Regions from separate parts of the Homo sapiens genome. Here all the other regions are linked to region 1. A link is a loop called in an ENCODE intact Hi-C map of the cell type or tissue named here. Cell type or tissue: Calu3. All regions are shown on one strand. Region 1 has its middle 140 kb from the start of CAV2-DT. Region 2 holds the start of CAV1 (caveolin 1). Region 3 overlaps CAV2-DT (CAV2 divergent transcript). Region 4 has its middle 62 kb from the start of TES. Region 5 overlaps CAV2-DT (CAV2 divergent transcript). Region 6 overlaps COMETT (cytosolic oncogenic antisense to MET transcript).

The links. A loop is a pair of places that touch in the nucleus more often than their neighbours do. Peaks named below come from ENCODE experiments on the same cell type or tissue, not always from the same donor. Only the 100,000 strongest peaks of a DNase experiment are listed, where the experiment ranks them.
Region 2: a loop joins it to region 1, with 4 times the contacts of the local background. A loop is called at or near these places in 51 of 110 quality-filtered maps.
Region 3: a loop joins it to region 1, with 2.4 times the contacts of the local background. A loop is called at or near these places in 13 of 110 quality-filtered maps.
Region 4: it touches region 1 in a loop (3-fold over the local background); 40 of 110 quality-filtered maps call a loop at or near these places.
Region 5: it touches region 1 in a loop (3-fold over the local background); 26 of 110 quality-filtered maps call a loop at or near these places.
Region 6: a loop joins it to region 1, with 4 times the contacts of the local background. A loop is called at or near these places in 33 of 110 quality-filtered maps.

Annotation. Positions count from the first base shown.
Region 1 is chr7:116,353,261-116,357,260 of GRCh38, forward strand. No RefSeq gene overlaps it. Among named protein-coding and RNA genes, the nearest start is that of CAV2-DT, 140 kb to the right of the region's middle. RefSeq lists an enhancer at 349-3,795. In Calu3, no CTCF peak of the experiment used is centred here; DNase peaks (open chromatin) are centred at 1,681 and 1,971.
Region 2 is chr7:116,524,626-116,528,625 of GRCh38, forward strand. CAV1 (caveolin 1) reads left to right here and starts at 411. Exons shown (of 3, transcript NM_001753.5): 1 at 411-467; 2 at 1,900-2,064. The coding sequence starts at 438. RefSeq lists silencers at 1,393-1,782, 2,013-2,112. In Calu3, a CTCF peak has its summit at 1,643 (motif pointing left); DNase peaks (open chromatin) are centred at 156, 916, 1,636, 1,956 and 1 weaker place.
Region 3 is chr7:116,420,291-116,424,290 of GRCh38, forward strand. All of the region lies in intron 1 of CAV2-DT (CAV2 divergent transcript), which reads right to left. Among named protein-coding and RNA genes, the nearest start is that of CAV2-DT, 77 kb to the right of the region's middle. RefSeq lists silencers at 293-1,258, 445-739 and an enhancer at 445-739. In Calu3, no CTCF peak of the experiment used is centred here; no DNase peak of the experiment used is centred here.
Region 4 is chr7:116,270,357-116,274,356 of GRCh38, forward strand. No RefSeq gene overlaps it. Among named protein-coding and RNA genes, the nearest start is that of TES, 62 kb to the left of the region's middle. In Calu3, no CTCF peak of the experiment used is centred here; a DNase peak (open chromatin) is centred at 1,795.
Region 5 is chr7:116,440,758-116,444,757 of GRCh38, forward strand. All of the region lies in intron 1 of CAV2-DT (CAV2 divergent transcript), which reads right to left. Among named protein-coding and RNA genes, the nearest start is that of CAV2-DT, 57 kb to the right of the region's middle. RefSeq lists an enhancer at 1,721-2,920. In Calu3, no CTCF peak of the experiment used is centred here; DNase peaks (open chromatin) are centred at 1,544 and 2,444.
Region 6 is chr7:116,587,513-116,591,512 of GRCh38, forward strand. All of the region lies in intron 2 of COMETT (cytosolic oncogenic antisense to MET transcript), which reads right to left. Among named protein-coding and RNA genes, the nearest start is that of CAV1, 64 kb to the left of the region's middle. RefSeq lists an enhancer at 825-924. In Calu3, a CTCF peak has its summit at 1,627; no DNase peak of the experiment used is centred here.

The DNA.
Region 1 (4,000 bases):
AGTGCTGGAATTACAGGTGTGAGCCACTGCTCCCTGCCCATAAACTCTTACATACGTTCCATGTTGCCTCACTACTTTAAGGGAAAACACATTAATAATAACAAACAAAAAGTAATAAACAAGAGAAAAGCATTGATAGCAACAAACATAGTTGCTTGCCTGTTTCTGTCAAAAAAATAATTTTGTACACATCAATGGATTCTTATGGCCTGTTTTATTCTTCGCATATTTTGGCAGAAGTTGGCTGTTGAGAATACATTTTACTTCATTTTTCAAAGTAATTCTTTTTTTAAAAAAAACTCTTTAACTTAGTTGCATAATTACATACGTGACTAGGATAATAGTCTATGACCATGATTGGTGAAAAGGTAGTGTATTTTAGTATTAACTACAACTTAAAAACATTATGGGTAAGATTAATTAAATGCTGTGAAATTTGCCATAATATTTACCATCAGCTGGAAATAAAGAGAACAGAGTTGTAAGTATTATGCAATCATTTTAATTCAGGCCCATTCCCATAAGTGATACAGACCTGGAATTGTAGTGTGAAGTCACAGGCAGGCTGGCACCCAGCCAATACACATCAGCACACCAGCCTAGGACTGTACCATGCCAGTGCTCCAGACTTTGACTTTCATCCCAACTCACTTCCAGGGACCTTTTCAAAGATATTCAGTAGACAGCCTGTATTTTCTGCATACGCTATACCCGGCCCTCAAGTTACAGACAGCCCAAACTAAATGGGATCTTGGAGGTTAGTTGACATTTTACCAATGAGACAACTAAGGTAAGATAACTGTTAAGATTAAGGGGAATGCTGAATTTTCATTTTTCTAAAACAAACAAACAAAAAAAGTTTCTTCTTCCAGCTAACATCTCAATCACGTACCCAAAATGACTTTTAAAAATTTCACATTCTTTCTACTAAGATGCCAGCGGCAGCAGCCTACTCCATACGTCAGGCAGTGTTTGTATATATTTCAGCGTATCCAAGCAAGGCCTTTTTAACTTTCCATCCTACAGACGAAGCTGTACTTTCCTGAATGGCAGCCAGGAAAAAACTTGGGGATTTGGCAGGAAGACTGTGGGAAGCCTGGTGTTCCACCAGGCTGAGATCTGGAGCGGAGCTTTCTACAAAGACAGAGGAGCGAAACACCTCCCTTTGTTTAGCTCTTCATAGGAGCACAAATGGAGCCCCCAGATTGTAATCAGGCCCTATTGTATAAACTTGGGGTTTTCAGGCCATACAGCATTTTTGGCAGCAAATCCCTTATTATTTTTCAGCTGGAAAACCAATTAGCATTCTTTTTATATCTGGGTGTTAATACTTGGGCCTTAGAGCAATTTTTTGGCCACTGGCCCACATGGCTGTAGTCTCTTGGGCAATGCCTGACAAATTGAGATAAAACTGTTACTTCATGTTTTCCTACAAAGACAAAACAAAAACTGTTTCCTGCTCTTATTAATTGGATGAAGTCAATTTCCACATTTAACAAATAAGAAGGTAAGCATAATCAGGGTGTCAACCCACGGCTCTTATCTCTCCCCAGGCTGGTTCCTCTGCAGGAATGTGAGGGAGCAAGACTTGTCAGGTTCTGACTAAGCTTTCCTTTTATTGGAAAAATAAAAAGTCCTCCTGGGCAACAGAGACCTCTGTCAGGTGAACAGGCTGCGACCACCACAAGGTCACCCTTTGGTCTCAGTGGCATTTTTGCTTCACAAGTCTGAGCGATGTGATTTACCTGAGGGAAAGAATTGTTAGGAGATTCCAGCCATGACAAGTGGATTAGTCATAACAGTCAAGAGGACACTGCCCAGTTTGAGAGGAATAAACAGAGCCAAACATTTCCCTATCTCGAAAGCATAGCAAAGTCAAGTTCACGCTCCGGGAATGTAGTTTACGATTAGAGAAAGCCATATCTGGGCTGCTGTCTCAGAATATCTAAGCGAGTAGAGAAGAGGAGGAAAGGAGTTTGGAATGGCTGTGGGAGGTGCCCATCCTGTTAAGTGTTCCCCTATGGTAAACAACCCCTGCCATGGCAACACAACTTCATGCTGCAAATCAGAGGAGCGCAGCCCTCCAGCGAGCAGACCACAACTTGGGAAAATCTCCAGGATGATGCAAAATATTTCAAAGGGAAGTGGTAAAACAAACAGAACGGAAACACAGCCATACAACTGCAGTTTGAAGACAAAAATTTGTTAGGTACAAAAAATAGTTTGGGTGCAATTACAGGAGCATTTTTGTGTTGCTGGTACTGATTGTACATCTCTTTGATAGAAATGGCCTGAGGGGTTGCTGCTCCCCTTCAAGACTTTCTTTGTAAGTAGTGGGCGGTGGCATCATTTAAAAAAAATCCACTTGAAAGACTTCTTTAAAGAATTTGTACAGAACATTTTCTTTGCAAGAAAATCTATTCTGAAGCAATATTATTTAACAACGGGGCTGTGTTTTGAGTCATATGAAAATTTATTATCCAATTTTTTCTTATTGTTATATTTGCTATCAAGAGCAGAAAATGATCATCTATAATAATTTAGAGGAGCGACTAAAAATGCCCAATCACGCACAGGAAAAGAAGCACTTGACTTGCATCTCTAGAGCCAGAAATCACCCGATTCTCTATGCAGAGGGTGGCCATACACCGCAGTTTGCCAGGAGAGTCTCAGTTGACTCTAGTTGTCCAGATTTAATTACCAACAGTGCCTCTTTCACTGACAGAAGTGTTCTGGTTTGGATAGTAAATAATTTGGTGACCCTATTGATTCACAGAGCCCAAGAATCTTCTGTCTGCTCCTACTCTCCCCGGGGACATCAGTCTAAGACTCTAAAAATCAGAACGTAAATGCAAAATGAAAAAGAGTCGGGTGGGGAATTGCTGCCACCTGGTAAAGAAGAAACCTCGACAGTTTGGCTTCACCTAAAGGAAGCATGGAAGGACTGTGAACAAAATTAACCCTGTGTGTATTGAGGAGAGGAGAGTACCCCCCTTCATAGAGACCCCCTGCGGCAGCCTTTAGGAATACCTGGGAGCTTCCCACTGGATTAGACACCAAAGTCTAAACAAGTGCTCCTCTGTCAAATCCTGGAAGGCGGACAGTCATTTCAAAAGCAGACATGCATGCTGCCTCTTTTTGTGCCTTGCAGCCCAGAAAGTATTGCTCAGATGTTCCAAATCAGAAGGTGTTCAGCCACTTCATACTGCCACCAGCCATGCTGCTGGGCTGCAGCTATTTGGATCAGAATGGAACTCTTTGATCTGTTTTATATCTAAGTTTAACTATGGCCTGGGTCCAAAAGGTAGACTAATTTTGGCAACTTCCCCTGTACACTTTTATCTAGAGATAAAAGGAACACTTGGAAGCATAAACAGAAGGTGCATTTCTGTAGGCCCAATAGCCAGCACATCAAAACACAAGACCATAGAAGCTGGTGCTGAATATTAGTTCTGATTTTAGAATGCAGCTCTACTCTGCTACCTCACTCACTGGCAGCCAGTAGGACCATTTCCTTCTATTGTAAACATATAAAGATAACATAGCATTACAGAACTCAGAAAGGAAAGACTCATTTCCAGCACAGTGACTTCCATTTTTACATGAATTTTTAAAATTGAAAACCATGATTTTTAAGTTATAAAGTAATTACACTGGCTTTGGGTCCAGGAGTCCAAGGCTCTCATACAAATATGTGGGTGACTGGAGACCTGAGCATCGATACTCTTCCAACCTCCCTGTCTCTCAAGCGGTCTGTGCTTTAATCAGGAATTTATGGCTTGGTAAGCCCAGTTAGGAGAGTGGAACATAAATCCCCAGGGGCAGCCAGCTTGGAGCTCCAGAGAAGAGTTATAGCTTGCCCATGACCTTTGCACTATGTGAATTTGTCAGTGAAGGACCAAATGAGAGAAATGCAAGGCCTGGCAGGGTTTAATGTAGCCCATTTTAACTTATAGTCAGAGCTACTGTCTATTCCAGAATAGGACAATGGACAGTGGAG
Region 2 (4,000 bases), 170 kb after region 1:
GCCCATACTGGGCATCTCTGCAGGCGCGTCGGCTCCCTCCACCCCTGCTGAGATGATGCACTGCGAAAACATTCGCTCTCCCCGGGACGCCTCTCGGTGGTTCAGAGCAGGGAAAATGTTGCCTCAGGTTTAAAATAATCTGCCCAAGCACCCCAGCGCGGGAGAAACGTTCTCACTCGCTCTCTGCTCGCTGCGGGCGCTCCCCGCCCTCTGCTGCCAGAACCTTGGGGATGTGCCTAGACCCGGCGCAGCACACGTCCGGGCCAACCGCGAGCAGAACAAACCTTTGGCGGGCGGCCAGGAGGCTCCCTCCCAGCCACCGCCCCCCTCCAGCGCCTTTTTTTCCCCCCATACAATACAAGATCTTCCTTCCTCAGTTCCCTTAAAGCACAGCCCAGGGAAACCTCCTCACAGTTTTCATCCAGCCACGGGCCAGCATGTCTGGGGGCAAATACGTAGACTCGGAGGTAGGCATCCGTGGGGGGGCGCCGGCTCGGGCGTGCGGGGAGTGTCCGCTTCTGCTATCTGCCTCTCCAAATATCCCGACTGCTGCCCTGGCCCCAGCCCTCTCTCCACTTCGGAGCACTCCTCTGGCGTTGGCACCGCTGAGGAATGGGCCTGGGCGGGGAGGTGAAGAGAAGCCAGGAATGTTTTATGTTTTCCTAATGGAGAGGGGGCCTAGGGAGCCCCTGAGCTAGGAGGACACGGAAAAGGGGATTGGGGTCCTGAGATTGGGTCTGTTGGGCCCAGGACGCGTTTTCTGGATGGGTCTAGGATGCTCCCTTGTCGCGGGACCCCCGCGGTCCGGCCCTGCCTGCTGGGGGTTCGAAGAGGTGGAGTGCAGGGTGGAGGTGTTATTTACCCGAGTCCTGGGGACAGTCCCCGGGACTCTCCGCCAGGCGCCCAGACCGGCAGGTCCCGCAGGCGGCGCGCGGTGTGTTTGCACTTTCCAAAGTTCTTGAACCATCTCAAGAACTCCTTCTGCATCTTGGCGTCTGGCAGGGGTGTTCCGAGAGAGGTAGACCTCCCCTCCCCAAACTGCCACCATCACTTCCAACGCCCTCCACGCGCTGGAGCTCTGCCCGGGTGTGGAAACCTCGTCTTCCAACACGTAGCTGCCCTTCAGCCACCCGCCCGCAGCCTGGGAGTGCCCTGAGGGTGGGTCGGGGGAGCTGCGCAGGTGAGACTGAGTTCTAGGACATTTAGGGGGTCTGGTGCCTGGCTCCGCCAAAAATGGGGACTTTCGGGATTGTGATCATCACGGCGGATTGAGCAGGGAGAGCCGTGGAGGGACAAGAGAGGGCCGAGGCAGGGTGGGGGGCGCGGGCAGGTGCGAGGGGGATGCGGCCAAGAAGCAGCGATAAAGGGAACATTCCACGGGTCGGGCGGCTGCTGTTGGATCTTAGATAAAGCTGGAAGGGATTACCGGGGCAGGGGTAATAGGGACCGGGGACGGGAACGCGAAACAGGTGAAGCGCTCAGGGCGAGAGCGACTCGGCTTAGGGAGTCCGGGAGAAGCCTGCGGCTGCCCCCTCGCCGCCGAGGTCCTGCGGGTCCTGCGGGTCCTGCGTGCTGAGCCGGGGCGTGCGCGGGCGGGGGCCTTCGGACCGCGCGGCGGGGCCTGCCCTGACCCCTGGCGGCGGGCGGGGGAGGCAGGCGCGCCCTGCAGAGTACAGAGGGGTGTGGTGTCCTCTGCGAGATCCTCTTAAAAAGCTGGCTACGCGCAGGCGGTTTCTGTGCACGGAGCCGTAGCTGTCGGAGCGGTTAGTTCGATTTCGAGCTCGAGGTTTCCCCCGCCGCCAGGCTGACTTCTCATCGCTTGTTTTTCTTTTTGCATTTTTCCTCCCACCGCCGTTGCCGCCCTCCCCGTCCTGGCCGTCCGCCCTCCGCCCTCTGCAGGGACATCTCTACACCGTTCCCATCCGGGAACAGGGCAACATCTACAAGCCCAACAACAAGGCCATGGCAGACGAGCTGAGCGAGAAGCAAGTGTACGACGCGCACACCAAGGAGATCGACCTGGTCAACCGCGACCCTAAACACCTCAACGATGACGTGGTCAAGGTAAGCCAAGGCGACCAACAGGGAAGGGCTGGGACAGCTCTCCTCTGGCAGTTAGCCCGTGCATCCTTCTTTAGCATTGCCGTGTACGCACACCCCACCCCGCCCCCTACACGCGCACACACACACACACACAGAGTTTTGTGGGTTTGATGTGTGGGAGCTCCCGCAGTCGGCAGAAACGTTACATCTCCCTTCCCCCATCTCCCCCCAATAGTTAGTTCAGCTGAAATTCAGCTAAAGTGAGTTTTGTAGAAGTTCCTATAACTACACTTTTATCCTAGCAAATGAGCCTATTGACCTCAGCAACAGACGGCCCATACTCCTTGGGACGGTGAGATGGTTCCTATCCATTCCCAGGTTGAAAGTCTAGTGACAGGTCCCCACTGCACGTGGCATTAAGACAGTCAGATAATTGTGTCAGGTCTTGTGCTGAGGATGAGTCAGAATACAAGATGGGCATGTTCCCCCAACTAAAACGATGGGAAGTGATTTTCTTAAAAATACTACAGTGGATGGAAATGCCTAGGACTAAAGACAAAGAAAATACGTACTTATTCATATACATATGAAAGTTACTTTAACTAGACTAACAAGTCACTTGTGCACAACTAAGCAAATTTACAAAACCAAAAACAATGTATGCCTCTTGGTTTCTTCTATCTATGGACACCTGCACTTAGATGTGGAAAGCTGCTTCTTTAGTAGCTACCTGGGTCAGCCTGCCCTGAGCTAATGGCACATTCAGGTTGGAGTTCCTTTTCATACTTTCAGGATGTGCTTGGTGAGATTAAAAATAATTGGACTGGGTTATTGGCCAGACTTAGATCTGACTCAGTGGTCAGTTTTAAATTATCATTGTTATTAGATTTTGACCCTTTTAGCCAATCTAGTGGGAGGAATTTATTGCCTAAACACATCTGGATTGGGATATCATGGGCTAGAGCCATCCTTGGCAAAGGGTTTTCTCTGAGAAATGGAGGGCTAAGGAAAAATCCTGGCTCAGGGACTGCAGTGTGAAGATCTACTCCTATACAACCCCCAGCAATCAATGAGGCGGATGAGCAATTTCCACCCACCACGCCTGCTATCTATGGATGGGAGGAGCTATAGTTCACAAACCGTTTACATTCATGAATAATATATTTCAAAAGGGGAAACAGTTTAATCTGTAACTGGAAGGGAAAAAAAAACTGTCAGAATTGACTCCCTTGGCTTCCTGGAGTAGGAAAAAGGAAAATTGGAGCATTTGCAGCTTTTTTTGACTAGCTGGATTATGGAATATTTAAAAGCAACAGCAACAAAAGTACCTTATAAACTAGAAAATAGAATTGCTAAAAAACTATTTACTAAAAACATTACCTTAAAGGGAGAGGATATTTGTGTTTTCCCCCACCCCCACCCTTCTCATGTGGCTTTGAACAAGAAGGAGAGTTGCCAGGAAAAGAGGCAGATTTCAGAGAGGGCTGGCTTCACTGGATCCTCCCTGTTGTTCCACTGCACTGTGAGTGAGATTCCCTGGAGCAAGCGAATCTCCCGGGATGAGTCAGAGAGGCCAACAGTGTGGATGTGGGTCTCCACACATAGCATGACTAAGTTGAGAAAGAAAGGCCCCACTGGGAAAAGAGACTTCAACACAGATGGAAAAAAAACATAACAGGCTTGGAGGAAATAGCAGTTTACAAAACAGCATTTCAAAGAGCAAGTGTGGGGATCCTCAAATTAAAGAAATTAAAAGAAAAAGCTAGAGCAAGCTCCTGCTAGCCTAAAGAAACCAAACCCTGACTACTTGCTCATAGAACTGTGAGCAAAACAAGACAGTCAAACCAAAAAATCCACCTAGAAAAGAATTTGGCAGTCTCACTCAGATGCCTGGCCTAGAGGGGACTTCAGAGAATGCCCTACAGAGAGACACCAAGACTACAAATGCAAATTCTGC
Region 3 (4,000 bases), 67 kb after region 1:
TGCTCAGACTTCAGCCTTTAGTCTGAAACAAAATAAGTTAGAACGTTCATTGCTTCTAATTTATAATGAGGTGAGTTTTCATTCATTTGAAATGATTTGCTAATTATACAAAGTTCTTAAAACCCCTTAATCAAAAACCATGGAATATACCAGAGAAGGTTAGAAATTCCAAATTGGTCTTTTAAAAATGTTTCTAAAAGCAAGGATGCAGTACTATTTAACAATAGATTGTTTTTTCAAAGAACAATTTTCATAATATTTATGCAAAAGGAACACAAGTAAATGTTCCACGGCCCATGTGTCAAAAGTTTCCAATTATATCTCTTTATCTTGAAATGGCTTATTTTATGTAACAGAGACTATTAGACCCAGAATAGTTTAAGACCTATCTGTAATTAAATCTCATTTTTGCGGAAGACAATAGAGAAGCCACAGAAGCTGAATAACCCATCCAAGGGTTCACAATTTGTGAGTGGCAAACCAGTTTCCTGATTTCCAATTCAGGGCTGTTTTTACCATCACCTCCATCTCAAGGGCTCACCCCTATGACAAGCAGCTACAGATACCATACCCAGATCTGGTGGTTCGTGTGATAAGAGGCAGAAGTGTGGCCTTTGCAGGGCTGTATCAGGAACCAAGTATTGGGTGATGGGCTAAGAACACAAAGAGGGAGTAGAAATGAGACCAGAAGTGTGGACCTGCTAAACATGGGACAGTGGGACACTAGCAGATATATTCTCTATATTCTCTGAGCCAGATCTGGATGAGAGTGGCAGGGCAAAAGTTGCAGGTTTAAAAGAAGGTAGAAATGACCACTTCCAAAGACAGATCTCCCACAGTATCAAAAAAGTAGACAGGTATTGCCTGGGGGAGGCAGGTTAGTTGTAGTTAGCACATTGTTTTACTCATAATTAACACATTGATCAATTGACCTTCAGATCATTTTAGTTAAAAAATGTGATGGGGTACAGTCATGGAAAGAAAAACATTATTTCTACAGCACCTGAGCTGAAAAACATTTTCAGGGCATTTGTACAAACAACATAGCTAACATCCACCGTAGAAGTATGCTTTCTCTGCAAGAAAATCCTTTTTAAATTTAGTCCTCTCCTTAGCTTTTCTACTTTTTTATTCATTCATCCATGTAGCCATCAGATTTAGGAACTACCTACTATATACCCAACAACTTAATCACTGTCAATATTTACAATAATGAGATGGCTGTTTTTTTTTCATGTGGTAGAGGCTTGGAAAACATGAATTCCTTCTTTAAAATGTTTGTAAATGTTTGTTCTACTAACTTGAAATAAGTAATGTGTTTGTGTTCAGAGCAAACAATTCCAATGTCTCATTTTAGGAAACAAATTAATATTATTGAATTTTAAATCAACAATAACAAAACACTCTTAAAAGAATTGGCCAGGGGAGGTGCAGTGCTCATTCTTGTAATCCCAGCACTTTGGGAGGCCTAGACGGGCTGATCACCTGAGGTCAGGAGTTCAAGACCAGCATGGCCAACATAGTGAAACCCTGTCTCTACTAAAAATACAAAAAATTATCCAGGCATGGTGGTGCACACCTGTAATCCCAGCTACTCAGGAGGCTGAGGCAGGAGAATTGCTTGAACCCGGGAGCCAGAGGTGCAGTGAGCCGAGATCGCAACACTGCACTCCAGCCTGGGCAACAGAGTGAGACTCGGTCTCAAAAAAAAAAAAAAAGAATTGGCCATGCCATGAAAAAATGGGATGCATCATTTATGTAAAATCTATTCACAAATAAGTAGAGTACTTAAATAAATGTCAGAGTTAAAATGGTGACTTAACTAATACTTTTTGTAAACTTGAGAGTAATTCCTCACCATCTTGAATGAAGATATTTTGTGTATCTTGATTATGTGGCAAGACTTGGTTGTCTTTTTCATCTGCCTGACCCTAATCCCACTCCTGATCTTCAGTAAAATAGATTAAAGAGAAAGAGACTCTGTTAGTATAATATACGTGCAAATGAAGGTGTTAATCACATTAAACATGTATCTACTCATGTAATAGTCATTCTCTGAGTAGCATCAATGCCTGGATTACTCCCCCTGCTCTCCTCCTACGTTTTTGGATCTCTCTTAAAGGAGTAGAATTATATTTTGCAGGTCCTGCATATACCTGCAGGGGACCTTAGGGTGACGTGTAAAACAGATCTTTCTCTTGTAAACATTGCTGCCCTGTAGCGTAATATAGGATTATTGTTATATGTTACTAATAAGTTTACATTCTAGTCTACCAAATGATGGGGAATGGGGATAGTATATTTTACTACAGTTAACATTCATAATTAGTTTACATACAAATTAACTGAACAAATTAAATTATATATGCAATTACAAATATATCTGGTAAAAATTCTGGTTCTTGTTTGGTCTTCCAGTGTGCTTTCAGCAAAAACTGCTAATATGCCTCAAGCCACAAGCCATATGAGGCCAAATAAAACTATTTTTTAAATACACTCCCCAGCTGATTCTAATTGCCCAATTCATTTGTGTTTCTTTCCACAAACCATTTCTGCAGCCTATCAGTAGGATTGCCTGATTGATCATTCCCAGAGATTTGGGCAGAGTGCAACTAGGATGCCTATTATCCCTGGCAACAAATAACCATGTTAAAAACAAATGTTCTCCACAGCAGATGCAGCTGTGGAGAACATACAAACTCACAGAAAGAATATGGGCAAATAAAAAAGACATTTGCAAAGAAAAAAGATTTCAAAAGCTAACATAACTCCCCCAGTGCCTGGCACATTTATAGGTACCCATGAAAAGAATATAATCACCATGTTCAAACAAGAAAGCTAAACTGAACTGTTCACATTCAACAGTGACATAGGCAGATAAGAAATGTACCATCAGCAGGGAATAAATAATGTTACCCAAAATGACACCTAAAGAGCAAAGGATCTAGAGAGGTGTCATGAAATTTTCCAAAATAAAATCTCAAACTAAATCAACTTAATTATTAAACAATGTAAATTTGAAATGGGGGTAGAGTGAAGAGGAAGAATTGAAAAATCAAACAAAGAAAACTATCAGTTGAGCTTTCCCTATGACAATGAGAGTAACTGTCAATCGATAACAATGACTATGACCGTAAGTATAACCATCAAAACATATTTAATAAGAGGATTGAAGGTGGTAGACATTTCCCATATTTATTCATTAGCATTCCATCACAGAGAAATCAGCTACCTTTTGGTATATGTGCTAGATTAGTTCAATCAATGATTATTAGCATATGTTTTAATGTCCAAAACCTAAGAGCTGTTGCTGTGCCAAAGAAATCAGGGTGTAGACAAAAGAAATGCAAGGAATCCAGCCTCACCTTTTAAAGTTTTCATGAGACACAGCTTCATGAAGAAAACACTTGTGTATTAATACAAGAAGTTTAACTCAAGAGTGTGTGGGTAGCATATCAAGCAATCAAAGGTAGCTGAGCACAGGAAATGGAAAGAAACAACATAAATGCAGAAAGAATTCAGGCATTGACTACACACCGGCCCGTGAAACTGGCTGCTCCCTTTTCTATCAGATCCTACTCGGTCTGTCATTGGATGGGCAGTTAGTAGAACCAGGGACTAGACAGGAGTTAAGCACCTTATGCATCCCCTTTTCTCTCCACCAACTGCATCTATTATCAAAATACAAACTACTCCCCACCGCCCCCAAAAAAGTGCACTTCAGTTGAAAGTAGTACTCTGGTGGCACAGAGAATGGTATTTCCAATGTCTTTTTCTCAGATTGTTTATGTATTTGCACAGAGTGTTAGCTAAGTCCCTTTATTATTTTTTGCATCACAGCTTCCCTCCATGTTTATTTCTCTGGTTTACACCAGCAGTGTAGTGTTATTTCTCCAAACAAAGGAAATGTGCCAAAGTATAATTTTATAGTGGTCTCCACTAGCCTCCTTCTTTGCCCCCTACCATTTCAGGCTGCTCAGTTCTAGTTTTCCCCACAGGG
Region 4 (4,000 bases), 83 kb before region 1:
GATGGCAAACATGGCAGGTGAAGCCCCTGCCTTAAAGGGTGGCACCTCAGAGGGAAGATTCAGTATTCTCATCGAAGGCTGAGATGGGTTCTTGATTCTTAACTTATAAAATGAAATGGAATTTCTATGACTTATTCCCATCCAGAAGAACTTTGCAGGATAATTATAGAACCTTTTCCAAAGTACTTATAGATTTTACAAATAGGAGAGGAAAAAACATTAGAATGACCTCTTTATCATCTCTTGCATGCATGTGTGAGCGAGTGAGTTGTGTGTGTGTGATCGAGTGTGTGTGCAAGTGTGTGTGAGCGTGTGTGAGCAGTGTGCATGTGTGAGAGCAAGCGAGTGTGTGTGTGTGTTAGGGCAAGTATTATCATATGAGAGTAAATTTACTGGAAAACTTTTAAAGATAAAGTTTATTCTTACTCTGTTCTATTTAAAATTTTCTTAGCATTATTTCAAAAAGTGGCTCTAGTCAATGTTATATCTACTTTATACATACAAACTCAGTTAATCCTCACAACGACCCTTCGAGGTAGGTACTTTATCATTTTACAGATAGAATAACTGAGGGCAGTAGAATTATTATGATTATGTAATTTGGAAAGCCACCAAGCTAAGAAGTAAAAGACCTGGAATTCACACCCTGACAATCAAGGCCTAAAGTGTGAATTTGTGTTCACCATGACATACTTAATACTGAATGTATATCTTCTTCCCTTTCATATGAACTATGTCAGGTCACGATGTCAGCACCACATAGAAATAGTTTTCTTTTGCTTGCTTGCCCTTTCACAGAGATTTCTTCCATGTGCCTTTGCAGCTTCCAAAAGCTGTAGCCTGTTCTTTGAGAAAGCTCTTCTCTCCTTAAGGAGTTGCTCCACATCGGATTGATTCTGGGCCATGCATCATGTCAGCTTGCAAAAGACAAAACCCTTTCTGTTTCTAAAGAAATTTCTCATATTTTGAAATGAAAGCAAGAATTGCTCTGCCGAGGTGCCAAGGGCAACATACTTCCATTACGAAGTGTTTCTAACAAAATGTTTTGGAGATTTTAAAGGGGCAGCTTTCTAAATATCCCAGGCATCTGCAAACAACCAGACATGCAGGCCCGCTTTTCAGCCCAAACATTGTTTCTGGGTTGTATCATTTTTTTTTCCTGAAAGTCAGCACAGCTGTTGCAATGCCCCTTTATCAATTGTCCAATGATCCCAACAATTTTTTTTCCAAGAGTGAATAATCAAAATGGTATTACAGGTCTTTGATTTTGAAATATATGCACTGTTAATATAATTTTGGCCTTCTTTAGCAGAATTTCAAAGGGGAACCAAAGGTTTATATTTATAAAGTTTATAATCATTCCACAAAGTTCAAGACATTTGGCAGTGCTTGGGAAACTTAAAAACAGTAATAAAAGGTTACTGCGAGGAATTCAAAGCTGCCTTGTATGGTAATGCTGATTCAAGCCACCACATACTGCAGCATTAGAAGTTTAGCTGTGATTTGGGGGTTGGATCAGAACTATGCAGCTGTAGAGATATTTAAATGGCTTACCCATTAACAACAAAGAAAGCACTTTGGAAAATTTACAATTAATATCTCCGCTTTGAAAACACATTAGGAGTATGCGGGGGGAGAAAATCATGCATTCTTAGCCTGATTTACTAAGCATCTATCAGCCTCCTTGACTGTTCTCAAGCACCAACCTTGCCTTGCAATTGTAAACTGTGCACTTTTGCCAACCTGGAATGCACACTCTGTCCCTGCCCAGCTCCAGATCATTCTGCATCTGTGCTTGCTCAAACTCTGGTAACCCAAGCTCTTCATTTGTTGGCAGCTGGTAAAAGGGGTTTCCTTATGAGTCACAGTGTGGAGGGAGGCTGAGTAATATACCCTATCCTGTGCTACAATCTGTATGGAATGTATTTGAAATAAAACTAAACTTAGAGTTTAGTTCGACATCTGATTTCAAACACATTCTTGAAAAATTGGAGTGCAATAGGGAAAAAATCACCATGTCTCTCCTGCTACGGAAAGCTTACTCCCCTACAACTGTCTCCAAAGGGACAGAAACTAAATTGCACTCATTCAGGCTCTGAGGTCTCTGATGAGGAAAGAGTCCACAGCTTGGCTTTTTTAGATGATCCTGCTTTCCTGTTATGGCAATGAAGTAGCTAGTCCCATGGCGAAGGAAAGTGGGAAAATGAAGTTGACAATGCACAAGTGTCACAGGCTAAGGCTTTTGTCAATGTTGTTTAACAAATGTAAGCATCTGACAGATCACATCTTTAACTGAAAGAAGGTAAAGAATATTACAAGACAAAGTGTGTTTACAAAAGTCATAGATGATGCAAGAACACTGTTTATCACCATATATTCACCTGTTTACAGTAAGTTCAGGAAAATGGGTTTTCTTACTATTAAATGCAGTAACATGCATTTATCTAGAAAAATAAATTAAGACTATCAAGGTCTAAATATAATTTCAAAAAAACTAGACACACTGTACTAACCAAATATTATATTTTTTTCTTTTTAAATATCATTAGATACCCAAATATCTGAAATGAAAAAAAGATTAGTGACGACATACTGAATGAACGGAAAAACTGGAAAATTTGTGGCTAGAAATTTAGAATTATACTATAAGCTAGATGTATCAAACTCACATATTCTTCCAAATTAGAGAATTAGTTATGCTTCAGAAATATAAAATACATATATGCCAGAAAGTTTGCTCTGTTTACTAAGCAATAAAATAATCATATCTTCTTAATTAATGAATCTTATAAAGTAAATGAAATGGAAATATGTCTGTTACCTGCTGCTTTTGACTAATATTCAAATAAAATAATCAAGTTATTTCCTTCTTATAATTTGTAACACACATTTCTAAATACAGGTGAGTTGCATGAGAAAAGGGGATTGAAAAATAAAAATTTCTATTTGGTTACTTGTAATTTGGGCTTGATACAAAAATTCCTTCAGTACCAACAATCTGATATGGTCACCAGGTATAGCCGATGTTAACAAATCCACCAGATTAAATCAGTATGTAGAAAATGTCAAGTCTGTGTTTACTCAGTTATTCAATAGTCAACACTCAGAGCTTACCAAATACCGTGATATTTACAAGGCATATAAGAAGCTCACCAAGTGAGGACAGAGGCAGACATGCAAACAAGTAACTGTCAAACACAAACTGAATGTTTGTGTCCCCTCAAAATTCGTATGCCAAAATCCTCACCCCTAAGGTGATGGTTATTAAAAGGTGGGCCTTTGGGAAGTGATTAGGTCATGGTGGAGGATGGGGGAACCCTCATGGATAGCATTAGCGCCCTCATAAAGGAAGTCTGAGAGAAATCCTTTGCCCCTTCCACCCTGTGAGGCTAGAGTGAGAAGATGACTATGAGGAAGTGGGCCCTCACCAGGTAGTGAATCTGCCAGAGCCTTGATCTTGGACTTTCCAGATTCTAGAACTAGGAGAAATAAATTTCTGTTGCCTATAAGCCACTCAGTTTATGGTATTTTATTACAGCAGCTCTAACAGACTAGGACCATCATATGCAATGTGATAAGCCCTCAATAGAGGGACACAAAAAGGGAGAAGAAGAGAGCAGAGAAGACTTGGGGGAGGAGGGCAACCTTTGAACTGGGTCTTAATAAGATAATAAGTGACCCAGGAGGAGAAGGGTGGGAATTGGGATAGCAAAGGGCATTCCAAACATAGTTTCACCACAGTCTTGTAGACAGAAGGCATTATGCAGTAAGAAGACATGAGCATCAGGGAGAAGTAACAGTTCTGACCGATGATAAGAGGGTTATTGGCAGGAAGACTAATGGACTTTGGGTTGGTGAAGAAGGGAAGTGGGGTATGAGTATCACTGTAAGGCTAGCTGAAGAGTATGACTATACTCAGTGACATTTTCCCAAAGGTGTTTTATAAAATATTAACTCCATAGACCACTTATTTATTGGATTATTTATGGGGACTAGCAAA
Region 5 (4,000 bases), 87 kb after region 1:
CTGTAAGAATCTTAGTATCTTATAGTGTCTAAATAAATATGTAAATAAATGCAGTTTTGTGTAATCACAAATTGTGGTACACTTTTTAGATGCTCGAGACTGATTTTTGTTTTGGATAAATCCAGGTCTGCATTGCCCAATATGGAAGCCACTAGCCATACATGACATACAAATCTTAATTAATTAAAAATTAATAAATTTAAAATTCAGTTCCTCTGTCAAATTAGCTACATTATAGAATGTGCAATAGCCAATAGCCACATGTGGCTAGTGGCTAGAGTATTGGGCAGCACAAATACTGAATGTCTCTATCATCACAGAAAGTTCTGTTGGACAACACTGATCTAGATGGTGATGAAAATGGCAAAAACCCTATCTATGAGAGAGAATGATGTATTGAAGGCCAGACTGAAGCCCTTGGGTTAGCTCCTGCCCTCCTTGACTCATGAGCAAAATGGATTAGGCAAATGCTTTATTTTCTTGTTCTTCCTCCTTTTTTATCACACAAATATCAAAAATTCATCATTAGCAAAATTGAAAATGCAAAGAAGTAAAATGAAAAACAAGTCATAAATTCTCCTAAGTTAGGTGATGCTACTTTGAAGTAGAAATCCACTTCTAAATAGAAGGTAATTAGTGATTAATTTTTGTTTAATTTTTCCTCTGAGTCTTTCAATAGCTAATAATGGACCTACTGTGATCTCACAATAATCTACTACATTTTACATATTAATATGCTTACTCAATAAGTAATTACCAAGAATTTCTTTAAATTAAAAAAAGAAAACTGAATTAACAGAAACAGGTACTCTACCCAGAGGGGAGAAGCGTAACACTTTAGTGTAGACTAACTCATTTCAACTATTAGGAAACCCAGGGAATCCCATCCTTTTACAAAAATATTTTCATACTCCCTTTAAAGAGCAGAGTGGGAAAATGTTGAGGAAATGAGGCCTTCCTGTTTCTGCCACATGTGTTTAATTATCCAGCTGCAGCTCCAAAATAAGTAAGATCGGAAAATTCTTTCAGATCTCCGTGTAGCTGAATATCAAAGGAAATTTGGGTGATTCTAAAACTATTGTACTTCTGGTTCGTGTTGGAATTATGAGAGTTCTCCTGTTTTTGTCTCTAAATATAGAGTTCAGTGATTTGAACCTATGGAATCTCCCTGCAGTCTTTTTTCTTTTATATGACGACTATATAATAAGTGAAGAGCATTTTGAAGAGGGCAAGTTCACTTTTTTTAGTTGAGGCCAAAGGCCACAGTAAAATCTTTGTTCTTTTACTTTTATTTCTAACTATGCCTAATTTTTTTAGTATTCTCTGAAATTTTATTAAATTCTTTTTATAAATATCTTTCTGGATCTTTTAAAACTTTTTTTCTTCAACATCTAAGAAAAAACATGTCACAATAATATTGTGATGCTTGCCTTTGCTGGGCAAAATATGTTTTTCAGACGTTAATCTTTATTACAAATATAGATCTGAAGGAGCTTTAGGCAGTCAGTTCAGTCTAACCTGTTTCCAAACAGGTCTGATGAAGCCTGAGCTGGTGATGCCACCAAGGCAGATTTTATGATAGGGAGAAAGTGCAATATTTGAAGGGTAGAAAACAGCAAGAAAGTGATTCTGTGCGCTGAGCTTCAGGACTCTGACCACTATGCTTCCTCACGGATGGGTCACTTCTTTTTTTCTTTTTTTTTTTTTTTTTGAGACGGAGTCTCGCTCTGTCGCCCAGGCCGGAGTGCAGTGGCGCGATCTCGGCTCACTGCAAGCTCCGCCTCCAGGGTTCACGCCATTCCCCTGCCTCAGCCTCCGGAGTAGCTGGGACTACAGGCGGCCGCCATCATGCCCAGCTATTTTTTAGCAGAGACTGGCTTTCACCGTGTTAGCCAGGATGGTCTCTATCTCCTGACCTCGCGATCCGCCCGCCTCGGCCTTCCAGAGTGCTGGGATTACAGGCGTGAGCCATCGCACCCGGCCCGGATGGGTCACTTCTTTAGGAAAGAAAACCTCTACTCCACTGTTAAATGTAAGAGCTCAGAAACCATTGAAATACTTTTTATATAATGTTAAGGAGTACAAGAAAGTGTAATGGTAGAGGAACAGTCAATGCAAAAAGTAAAATCAATACATGCCAATAAAAAATGTGAAACCTTCTAAAGGAAAGAATATATACATTTGCCCAAGAAATTCTTCTATTTAGAATAAACAATTTTAAAACATGGATATGCATATTTAGTATGAGACATTAACATGTAAATTATCTTTAAATAGTTTTTTATTATATTGTTAAAAGAGTAAAGAATGTGTGTTGGGGTCCTAGGTGTGGAAAGTGATGCTGAGCCAGAATTAGGAAGATACTCTGTTATTGAGAAGCTGGGAATTTGAAAGGAAGTTTGGTATCTGAGAGAGGTGAAGGAGGGAGGGGGCATAAACATTTTTCCACAAACACTCCCAGATCAGGAATTTGTGTGACTAAGGCATGATGCATAACTGAAATCTAAAAAGGTGTGACTAATGCCTGTGTAATTTTTTGTGGTGCATTTCTGTTCATGAAAGTAAAACAATGCCTTTTCCAAGTTTTAGTATTTGGAAAGCTTCCCATAGGGAGTATCAAAAATACATATTCTTCCACTACCTTTACTCTTCCACAATTAATTCTGGCTTCACTCCTCACCTATTGTGGGACTGTGAACCAGTGACCTAGCTTCTCCATGTTGCTTTTCCCACGTGTAAAATTGAGATATTAATAGTACATATGACATAAAGTTGTTATAAGTTGTTATAAATGAGGTAAAGATTAAATAAAATACTAATTGAATCTAAAACATAAAGTTGTTATAAAGATTAAGTGAGATAGTGCAAATAAAGTGCTTAGCACAGCGCCTGGAACATAGTGAAGTCTGCAATAAGTGGAAGTCATTCAAACTATTAGGGTCTTTAAAACCACAGGGATATTTCACAGGAACAAAGCAGTGATCTATATAGTATGTCATATGAATGGGAAAAATAGCCAATGTGACAAAAGAAGATACACATCAGTGTCTGTTGAATTAAGGCTCTGGTTGGTGATAATTCTATACCTGTGGATTTCCGAAGACCAGCTGAACAAACACAATTCCCAATAAATATACTTGTCTGCCTTACGAGGCAGCATTCTGTCGAACTGTGCTATCCAATAGAGCTTTCTCTGATGATGGAAATATTCTATTACTCTCTACCCAGTACAGTAGCCTCTTGCCACATGTCATAACTGAGTACTTGGAATATGGTTAGTATAACTGAGGGACTGAACTTTTATTTTAAATTTAGATAGCCATATGTGGCTGTGGCTGCCATTTTGGACAGCACAGCTATAGAAAGATACAAATAAACAGCATACATAAGTCATAAGTCATATATTTAAAACAACTTCTCTTTTCCTCACTCTACATTATGCCAAAGCCAAAAGACAAGTTTAAGTACCTTGCATCATCCTTTTATTATGGCACACTAGAATACTCAGCGTAGGTATATGCTGAAGGGGCAAAGAGCAAGGACATTCCAGTAGCATAGCACATCTAGAACCCAGATCTCAGTTTCAAAGTACCATTATTCACTAAGAGTACACATGAATTTTTGGAGACGTGGCTGATTCCGAGTTGGAGATGAAGAATACAAAGTCAAAAAACAAAAACAAAACAAAACATGATGCAGTTACACAAAGAAATTTCAATATTTGTTTGCATTTTTGAAAGATATTAAAGGTTGTCCAATCGTTGCCTACAGCAACACTTCTTAAAATTCCATTTATCCCATTCCTTTCCATATCTCCCGCACCCTGCATCTGTCTTAAATATCAGACTCTCCCCCTTTTCCTCTCAATTCCCACTAAATTCAGTCTCCAAACAAAATTTGTATAGCTCCTCACCTCTCTCCATTCTTTTGCTTTCTCCTCAAGTCTTTCTTTTTTCCCCCTTGAATAAATCTTTCTAGTGCAGATACCCCTTCCTTGCTT
Region 6 (4,000 bases), 230 kb after region 1:
ATGAGAAAACATGGACACAGGGAGGGGAACATTGCACACCGGGGCCTGTTGAGGGTGGGGGGCAAGGGAGAGCATTAGGACAAATACCTAATGCATGCAGGGTTTAAAACTTAGATGATGGGTTGATGGGTGCAGCAAATCTCTTTCTTTTGTAAATTGCCCAGTCCAGTCTTGGGTATGTCTTTATCAGCAGCGTGAAAACAGACTAATACATATGTCCTTTTAGAGGCTAATATTCCATTCTATGTATATACTGCATGTTGTTTATTCATTCATTCATCCACGGACATTTGGGTGGCTTTCCCCTTCTGGCTGTTGTGAATAATGCTGCTATGAACACGAGGGTACAGATATCTCTTCAAGGCCCTGATTTCAATTCTTTTGAGTCTTCACCCAGAAGTAAGGTTGTCTTGAGCTCTTCTTAGGTTCTCATCCTGACTACCGTGCCTCTGTACAGTGGGACACAGAGCCACCCTCCCCACAGAGGAGCTCTCTCCTCCTGCTACCATTATCGTGGCAGTAGTTCCTGCCTCTTTTGTACGTTCAAACTCTTGGGATTGGAATGTTAATTTTCTCTGCATTATCATCCATTCATTCACTTATTGGAGAAATATTTACTGTAAGTCTGAGACCTGAAGACCAAGAAGATGATGGCCTTGTGAAAACTAGAGGAGGAGAAGAGCATTCAGGGTCCAGTGAGTGTGGGTGTGGAGATTTGGCTTACACTTGCTTAATCTCCTCTCACTCTCCCTGTGTTTGTACTCCATGCTCTTTTACACCATGCTGTATGCATCCTGGTTTCAAACAGAGTCAGGGACTTCAGCTGGTACATTCCCAGTCATTTCATTATGAGCAGGCTCTCCCCAACCTTCCCCTGACCCAGTGGCCTCACCACATCCTGCTGCCTAGCACTTGCTTATTTCTGGCCTGACAAAACGCCTAGTGGATGCTCTCAGTGCATCGACTCTTGGAAACAATGATTCTTCCTCTCTACTACCCAGTAGAGTGAGAGAGGTTCTTTATCTTGCCTAAGTGTTTTGAGGCACACAAGAAAAACCACAAAGGCAGAGCTTCCCTGGACACTTCCTCTCCTTTAGGGGAAAACAAAATCAATTCTCTCTCTCTCCCTCCCTCCCTCCCTCCCGAAGCCTCCCCACTGCCCTCCAAGTTTTTCACGTTGACAAATCAGACTGGAAGCCTGTATGACAGCCACTTTTCAGTATTTAACAATAACCCTCCCTACATCATCTACAAGTTATGTCTTCAACACACAAGGACAGTTTCTAGGACAAGCATTATCCAGGACTTTGCTACTCATATTAAAGGGCAGCATCCTATCCGCAAATCACACCCTCCAGTCTGCCCCCCTCTGACAATTCAAGAAAACTTACAGAATATTGGTTTATTGCATTTATCATTTCAGGGTTTGAGGATGTTTTAAGTTAATGATTTCCCTTTTTTTTTATTGTGCCAAAATCTTGTTCAAACACAATGAAATAAAACATGTAGATACAGGTTTCATTTCCATTGGTTGTCTGAGGCTAAAAATAAGAAGCCAGTGCTTAATGCTGACTTTTAATCTTATTGTGTGAGACCTTATCAATGTTTCCAAAATGCAGATTTAAAAAATAGCTGTGGTTAGGGTTTGAGAGGATATTCTGTGAATTCTAGTGCATGCACTGCCATCTACTGGACATTTATGATATAAAACTAAGCTGCATAGAAATAAGTGTATTTAATCACTGAAGACTCTGTAGAAGACAATACTAATGACATTACTCTTTAGAAAAAAGATAAGTATCTGGATAGATTAATGGAATAAATAAGTATAATATGCAGGCACAACAATATTCCTGTCTGGAATTTCTTGTTACTAAAGAATTTGTATTTTCATCTGCAGAGTAATGTTTGTCACTCTAATGAATGCAGAATCACAGCATTCATGCTGATAAAATCATTTTCAAATTGTGGTTCCTTAATACGACCAGGGAGAAGAGGCAACTCATATTGTCCTTCAGGTGGTGGAATTAAAGTAGGTATATGAGACTTCCCTTAGGATATTCTGTCTAATCATATATTCTGAAAAAAATTATGAGCATACTATCATGTACAGTTACAGAACTTCAGCAGTTTTTAAGAAATTTAACTCAATCACATCCACAATGCTGAACTTCTCATAAATAAAATTTAATATTCATTTCAGAAGGCAGTGCAGGGTTTTATAGTGTGTTGTGGCCATTATTTAACATATTAATTATTTTTGTATAATACTATTAAACACTTACTTAGGTGACATTTCTACCTGTTTTTCTTCTGGATACATAAGGGTTATCCCTTAATTGGATGGTAGAAAACCATATGGATTTTACATTTTAAAATGTACAAAGTAACTAGTTCTGAATATTTGACGTACATATGGGAGTGATATTCTTTTTTTGCACAGTAATTTGATAATAAGGCAGAAGTTTGGGGGCAGAGTGGGCTTAGGTGTAAAAAAGATAAAATTAATTATAGATATTACACCCAACCTTTATAAATCACATGTCATTTTACTTATTTTAGGCCAGACCTCCCTTCCATGCATATGCATCGTACTAAGAAAGATGCTTTCAACAACAATGTAATAAATTGCTCCCAGTCGCCTTAAGCCTTAAGTCTTAGAGGGGTGTGTGTGTGTGTGTGTGTTAGAGAAGTTGTTTATCAGAAGGAATTAGTCTCTTCAATGAAGGCAACAGAAGAAATCACGACAGAGTATATGCTAATGAAAGAGTTAAATGAGTGGAGTTTATTTTAGCTGCAAGAGCACACAAGAAAACATAGCGAATGATAAATAATTTGGAATTAGTCAACTGGGATGAGGTTTCTATTAAAATCCTTGAATGAGACCATTATCCTTTTAACAAAGAAAAAAAAAAGAAAGTCTGTATTTTAAGAAAGCTAAATTTTTTATTGATACATAATGACCATACATATTTCTGGGGTACATGTGAAACTTTGATAAATGCATACAATGTGTAATGATAAAATCAGGGCAATTGGGATATCTATCACTCAAACACTTATTATTTCTCTGTGTTGGGAATATTCCAAATCTTCTAGCTATTTTGAAATATACAATAAATTATTGTTAACTATAGTCACCCTACTCTGCTATTAAACACTAGAACTTATTCTTCCTATCTAACTATGTTTTGGTACCCATTAACAAGAAAGCTAACTTGTTAAGTTAAATAAAATTTAAGGAAATTGTCTAAGTATTTTATCTTTTTTAGACACCATAACAAATAGGAAATAACATATTTTTATATCTCATGACACTCCTAGCTTTTGTTTAAACCTGAACTCTCAAATACAGAGAATTAGCTTAGAAAAATAACTGCAGGGGTTAGGCTTTGAAATTTATCTTACTAAGCATGACAGCATGTTCTCAATGTTTTGCATGTTTCAATCTTTGTTTGTGAACTAGAAAAAGCATCTTTATTTAAATTCAATTAAACCAGACCTACATAGCTGAAACCCTGAGAGAAAACACAATTATGGAATCAATCCCAAAGCACTTGTATGGTGAATTCAGGCAAAAATGGAAATGGTCAATGTGAAATAACAAGATTAATATACAGCCAATCAGTAAAGAAAGTAAATTAAGTATATTGGTGAATACCACCCCCAAATTCATCAAGAAATTTTCATGTTTCCATACACTATAAATCTATATTATCTAAGACTGCAGCCTCTAGACACATGTGGCTACTTACATTTAAATGAATCTTTCATTAGACAAAATTAAAATTTAGTTCTTCAGTCTCACTAGCTACATTTCAAGTGCTCAGTAGCCACATGTGGCTAGTGGTTAAGGAGTGGACGGCACAGAGCTAGAATATTTTTATGATAACCAAAGCTCCATTAGATGGCGTTACTAAAAATCATCAAAATCTTGTCTCAATTCTTTGTTATAACATGTTTTGAAGGAATTTCACATAGTGAAAGAATAGCCATACAC